2 separate regions of the Homo sapiens genome follow, and region 2 is linked to region 1. A link is a contact called in ENCODE Hi-C or POLR2A ChIA-PET data. All regions are on one chromosome and are shown on one strand. Each heading gives the region's core, a stretch centred on a gene start or an enhancer-like site at or near the end of the contact. The rest is flanking DNA. Distances are from core to core; before and after follow the strand shown.

Region 1 (3,362 bases), core at 189-2,688:
AGCAGCAAAAGCTGATTCAAAATCTATTTATCCCCCAAATCGAATGCAAGCCACCTAACAGCATTATATAAAAGGCAAAATTTCAATTCTAAAGTAAACTGACATAGAATGGGTATGGTGTTGATGAGCTGATTAGAAAAGGAAAGAGCACAAGTCATAAATCACCGTGTAGCTCATTAAAATGTAGTATGATAGAGAGCTGAGTTCTCTGTGCAAAAAATTACCAAGATAAGAATCTCAGCTGGGTGTGATGGCTCACGTCTGTAATCCCAGCACTTTGGGAGGCCGAGGTGAGTGGATCACATGAGGTTAGGAGTTTGAGACCAGCCTGGCCAACATGGTGAAACCCCATCTCTACTAAGATACAAAAAATTAGCCGGGCGTGGTGGTGCACCCCTGTAATCCCAGCTAGTCAGGAGGCTGAGGCAGAAGAATCACCTGAACCTGGAAGGCAGAGGTTGCAGTGAGCTGAGATTGTGCCACTGCACTCCAGCCTGGACGACAGAGCGAGACTCTGCGGTAAAAAAAAAAAAAAAAAAAAAAAAAAGAATCTCAGAACACTGAAAATAAAAGATTTCACACCAATACAATGTATCTTTTCAATGTCCCACACACCATTTTTGAAAATTACTAAGTACTTTACCCTCTTGCCAAACATCAAAAATAATATGCTCTTTCAAGATCATCTAGATAGAGGAACAGTTACGCTCTTTCCTTATAGAAAAGAAACCAAGCTGCACTTCTCTTCCTTAGCAGATACAGATAGATGGGTAGAGATAGATGATGGGTGGATGGAAGGATAGAAGGACAAACATACATACCACAAATAATACTTAAGAGTAAAAGCATTTATGCTGTATTGAAAGTCTCTGGTAGACTCTGTAAGTGATCATACAAAGGCTTAATGTGATGATCACCAATGTTTATAGATATCATTTTTCTTCTCAGTAGTTGTTACTTTCTATTAATTGGAAAGGCAGATTTGAGACACATAACTACCCTTCTGTTTTTAATTAATTTTTTTAATGTTAAGATAGAAAGTGAAAACTTCCACTCCTATTCCCCAAAGATGACCAGTGTTAAGTTTCCTCGTATCTCCTTCTAGGCCATTTCTCTTTTCCAAATTACTTGTTGTTACTTATAATAACTAATGTAATATAAAAAATAAAAAATTTTTTAAAACAAAGTTAATTGTCACATACTGTAATTTTGAAAACTAAAACATATCTTCCAAGCTACCTCTATAAATTAAGTAGAATCCTCCCTACCTATAAATGTTCTGTCACAAGCTTTCCAAACTCTGTAAAAACCTAACATTAGTATTATATATTGAGTTTTAAACAACTAGTATGAAGATGGCTTGATTTCTGAAACATCTCATCACCTATCACCAAAGAGAACCAACAGCAGCAGTGGAAAACCCCATTCTCCACCCCCCTACCCCCCACCAAGAAAACAACAACAACAACAACCAAAAAACCCCAGCTATTTAATGGCTGGGGGGGAAAAATTACCTTTTTTGGAACTGAAATAGAAACTGTTTGGATGGTTAAATGAAACCACTCACTAGAGTTTATAGGCCTAGTTTATACTTGACATGTGGAAATGAGTCTTCAGGAAGAAAGAAAATTCCTGAAGATGGATACTGATTATCTCTGTTTCTGAAGATACACTCACCAAAGAAAGGCCCCTCAGGATCATGCACTGGTGTATTCAAAATACACACTGCATCGCCCTCAAGTAAAAAGGACAAGGATAGACTAAGTCTTATCAAATTATGCCCAGCAAAATGAAGAACTTGGAAAATGAGGTTCCGGTAAAAGAAAATCTCCCCTCAAATACTGTACAATCTTTCAAAAATATGAACCACTCACTAAGTGTGCTTCTCATGTTACATAAAACTTTGGAAAACCACATCAAATCCTGTTACCTCTTAATTATACACACTAATGAAGGGATAAAAACATGGAGAACCTAAAATTCACTTCCTGCATATTAAAAACAAATGAACAGATTGTAGAGCTTGGGAGGCAGGGGATAGAGGTGGGGAGGGGTTCCTGCAACAACAAACAGAAATTTTCCTTTCTAATTGTTTACTTAAAGTTAGAATTAAAATAAGCTTTTTATATTTCCTGAACACACATCAAACAAAAATAAAGAGAGCCTGGGTGTCCATCTGAGTGGAAGGGAAACTACACAGAAGACCAGAGGAGAAACTTATATAGCGCTCATCTTTCATTAATTGTGATGAGCCAGAACTGGGGCCTCTGAGCTGATATGAATCCCTATAAGGCAAGAGGGGCCAGGGTAAGAGAAAGGACTAGAATATCACACTCTCTCCCGCAGCTCACTCTTCCACTTGCACATCCCCCAGACACAAAGGTACTATGCTCTTTAGGTCCTGGGCTCCAGCCCAATGTTTTCTACGGCATATTTCAAGGAGAGCTGCAAAGTGTCAGGTTAATGCCAGCAGCAATTCTTGTGAACCAGCAAATGTCTGTCCAGTCTAAGCCCCAGATATGACAGGAAACTGAGTTTGTTTTATTGTCAAGACTGCACCAAAAGTCACTTAATGTTTGTATACTATTTCCGCTCTCCAAATCTAATCAAATAAATACTACCCAATAAATTTAGACCCCACTAAATCTTTATATCTGAATATCATATTTATTCATTCAATAAACACTTATTCCACACCTCCTACATGCCAGACACTGCCAGCTCTCAGTCACAACTGAAAAGATTGATAATAAAACCAGAAAAGGAACCTTATGCCCAGAGTCTTTCAAAGCATTTGGCCACCTTTGATACTCATGGGTCTTTCACAGACTATGCTCTGTCCAAAGCAACACCTTTCCTGCTAACCAGAGCAAGCCATAATCATAAATCTCTACCTTTAAAACTATGTTTATTATACTACATTACACAAAAACTCTCTTCATTAAAAAAAAAAGAGAGAGAGAGACTCTCTAGAAGAATATTTAAGATGCAAACCAGAAAAGAAAAAGTAATGAGTAAGAAGCGATACTATAGTAAGAATCAGCACTGTTTTAAATACACAAAGAATTCCTTTCCTGCCTGAAAGGAGGGTTTCCCTCAGCAGGTACTCTAAGCAGCGAAGATGAGAGGGGGCACTATCCTAGACAGCAAGAATACAATCGTAAATGGACATGGAATATTGACCATTTCCCTGACCTCAAAGATGGAAATATCATGACAACTGTCAATTACCAAGCGCCTATCATGTGTTAGCTGCTACTCTAGGCATTTCACATATATCACCTCTAAAATGAATCCTGCAAGGTAGACGATATTATCACCACTTTACAGACAAGCAAACAGAGGCTGTGAGGTCATCTGTC
Region 2 (3,415 bases), core at 365-2,864, 220 kb after region 1:
AAAAAAAAATTTTCCTGATTGTCAGGCTGACCCTGCTGTCATATTTGCCATTTTTATAAACCCACTAGTTTGATCAAGAGCCCTATCTTTAAGAATAACTTTTAAACCATGCATTTTTAGAGTTAATGAGGCAATAACACTATAGTATTACAGTTGTAGCTCAACAACTGTTAGATACTACAGATTAGTGATCCAGAAGATAATCAAACTTTATCAGCAAAGTAGCAACCACACCCCTTAAAAACAGAACTCACCCTGTGCTCCATTAACTTCCATAAAGGGAACTTCGATGAAAATCGATTACTTCATTGCTTGGAACTAGCATGTTTGTTTTGGAATTACACTAACGTTTTGTAAACACTGTCTCACGGTAAAGCTAATGACTTTACCTCTTTCTGAAACAGTTTTAGGGAAGAAGGCACCATATATTACGGTGAAACTGGGTCTTAGTTTACATAGCGATTATTTAAAAAATTCACTTCCACTGTGCATTACAAGAATTAAAGCCGTTTAAAAAACTCAACCAAAGCCCAATGACAATGTATTACTCTAGGAAAAGTGTGTCCTTTGGGTTCTAAGGCATTAAATTGGAATTTAATATTAAAATAGAATTCAACGGCTAAGTATCCAGTTTCCCCCAATCACTTAATTTTTCAAAACCCAGAAAGGGCCTGTTTGCGAGTATTGTGAAAACCTGTGGAAAGAGAGGCTTTGGAGGGGAACGGTCGAATTAAAATAAATGCAGAGAGCAAAGAGAACTCCGAGTTCTTTGAACTCCCCCAGGCTGAACAGGACGAGAAGGAACCCTACCTGCCAGCGGCCATAGGTGAGGAGGACCATAGAAATGGGGATGGCGGTGCCGGACATGGCATGGGTGGAGGGCATGCTGTACTCAGAGTTGTAGAAGACCTCCAACTTGACCACGGGCGGCGAGGCGGGCCTCGGCCAGCGGATGATGTCCTTGGTGCACTGGCCCAGGTACATGACCAGCACCCAGATGACCACGAGCCTCCGGCCCACCAGAGGGTCCAGGTTCCAGATCCAGAAGGGGAAGAACAGGATGTAGAAGAGTTCGTTGCCCAGCTCCGTGCCGAAGCAGAACAGGCAGTAGAGCGGCCAGTTGCTCACGCGGGCCAGCTGGCCCTCCTCGCCCGTCAGCGAGTTGCGGCGCAGAGCGCCCGCGCGCCGCGGCGAGGCCGGGCCCAGCTCGGCCGCCAGCCCGTTCCGCACGCCGTTGGGGGCGCCGCCGCCGTCCGGCTTGGCCGGGCACTGATTGCGGTCGCTCCCGGGAGGCTGGGGGCCTCCAGGCGCCCCTGGCTGCCGCCCTCGCAGTCGAGGGTCTCCGGCGAGAGGCGCCTCCGCTTTCTCATCCTCCCTCCGGTCTGCTGAGCGGCGCGGCGGCGCTTCCACCCCGCACAGCCGCTGGAAACGGGCCACTTTCTGCGGGTCCTGCAGACGGCCAACCAGCTGGGCCAGGCGCTGCCTCAGCGACATGATAACGGAACCCCCGGGAAGGCGGGCCGGCCTCCGGCGCAGCCCCGAACTGTCCCCGCGCTCCTGGCCAGCGGCAGCGGAACCGGCACAGCGCTCTACCCTCCGGAGTCTGCCGGGTGACGGCGCCACAGGCCGCGCGCCCCCGCCCCGCGCGCGCCGCGCCCCGCCCCGCCCAGCCCCGCCCCCACCCGGGCTCCCTGAGGGGCCGGGCCGCGCGGGTCCGCCCTGAGCGCATCCGGCCGTGGCTTGGCGCTGAGGATCGGCGGGCGGCCGCTTTGAGGTCCCGGGTAATATCCACCAGCAGGCGTCGCGGCGTACGTCTGGTGGGACGCGGCGTGTCCCCCTGCTCCACCTTCAGCCCTTCTTCTCCGCGGGCTAGTGTCGCCGGATTCCCTCAGCCAGAAGTTGACTTAAAGAGGCCACGATCCCGGTGCCAGCTTGCGCAATGCCTGTGACCAAGCAGCCGGGCATCCTGCTGGCACAGAACCAAATGGTGAATGATCAATGAAGGCGAAGCAACTACCATGAGTTCGGAATCATTCGACTCAAGTAATTAACAAGTAATTACAGAGCTGTCCCAGGCGACTGATGTTCGGAAAACCATGTGCCAATTGACCAGTGGTGACAAGACTACATGTAGATCCCAAGACAGGGCCAGGTGATATTAACAGGTGTGGTCTGCAAAAGAAAAGCCAGCCACCTACAAATTCAAAATACTGTGTCATTTATCAAATATTTTGGTATATGTTAAGGGAGCACAGGTGTTCTTAAGTGTAAAATTTCCTTTTCCTAGATTCTAATACCTAGAGGGCTTGCACAGAATAAATGTAGAGAATGAATGCAGTGTATAGATTTTTGAGTTTGGTAACGTTAATTTAGACGCTTAACTTCCGTGTCTCACAAGTTACCAACTTGACTTCTAGCTAGAGCAGTTTATAAGGTCTCTGAACTCCTCAGGTCAGGTGAATGTCTTTTATATATACCTAGAGAGAGAGAGATGAGACAGGGTCTCGCTATATTGCCCAGGCTGGTCTCCAACTCCTGGGCTGAAGTGATTCTCCTGCCTTGGCCTCTCAAAGTGCTGTGTTTACAGGCGTGAGCCACCACACCCGCCATGATCAGGTGAATGTCTGTAATTAAAGAATGTGAACTACTTCCAAGAAACAGGCTTGAAATTGTCCCATGCCCTTAAAACAGTAGAAATACTTTCCTTCAGGCGTGGTAGTTCATGCCTATAATCTCAGCACTTTGGGAGGTCGAGGAGGGAGGATGGCTTGAGTCCAGGAGTTTGACAACAGCCTGGGCAACATAGGGAGATCCCACCTCTACAAAAAATGAACAAAATTAGCCGGGCAGGGCTGGGCACAGTGGCTCACGCCTGTAACCCCAACACTTTGGGAGGCCAAGGCGGGCGGATCACCTGAGGTCGGGAGTTCAAGACCGGCCTGACCCACATGGAGAAACCCCGTCTCCACTAAAAATACAAAATTAGCCGGGCGGGGTGGTGCATGCCTGTAATCCCAGCTACTCGGAGGCTGAGGCAGGAGAATTGCTTGAACCAGGGAGGCAGAGGTTGCGGTGAGCCGAGATCGCGCCATTGCACTCCAGCCTGGGCAACAAGAGTGAAACTCTGTCTCAAAAAAAAAAAAAGAAAATTAACCGGGCATGGTGGCCCACACCTGTAGTCCCAGATAACTGGGGGACTGAGGCGGGAGGATTATTTAAGCCCGGGAGGTCAAGGCTGCGGTGAGCCCTGATTGTGCCATTGCAATTCCAGCCTGGGTAACAGAGTAAGACCCTATCTTAAAAAAAAAAAAAAAAAAAAAATTTCATTTCGCAGGGACAGGTACTCTCCTCCTCCCACTCCACTTGCTAGGCTGTGGCCATAGAAAGAGGAATAAATCATCACCCATGCTCTCAA

What was found. A loop is a pair of places that touch in the nucleus more often than their neighbours do. ChIA-PET counts read pairs that join two places held with the same protein, here RNA polymerase II (POLR2A). Pooled maps may share reads with other maps.
Region 2: a pooled map shows a loop between it and region 1 (4-fold over the local background). The contact joins the promoter of SGPP1 here to the enhancer-like site in region 1. A Hi-C loop is called at or near these places in 2 of 50 pooled maps. POLR2A ChIA-PET finds 5 or more read pairs at or near these places in 2 of 52 experiments (GM12878 and activated T-cell).

Annotation. Positions count from the first base shown.
Region 1 is chr14:63,511,558-63,514,919 of GRCh38, forward strand. All of the region lies in intron 2 of PPP2R5E (protein phosphatase 2 regulatory subunit B'epsilon), which reads right to left. Among named protein-coding and RNA genes, the nearest start is that of PPP2R5E, 30 kb to the right of the region's middle. RefSeq lists an enhancer at 1,332-1,621. Within about 2 kb of position 1,439, at least 2 of the 41 ENCODE cell types and tissues checked have a DNase peak (open chromatin) inside an H3K27ac peak, as active enhancers do; they include GM12878, where a contact is called at or near this core.
Region 2 is chr14:63,726,451-63,729,865 of GRCh38, forward strand. SGPP1 (sphingosine-1-phosphate phosphatase 1) reads right to left here and starts at 1,615. Exons shown (of 3, transcript NM_030791.4): 1 at 811-1,615. The coding sequence starts at 1,494. RefSeq lists enhancers at 761-1,262, 907-956, 1,917-2,106 and silencers at 1,217-1,316, 1,607-1,706.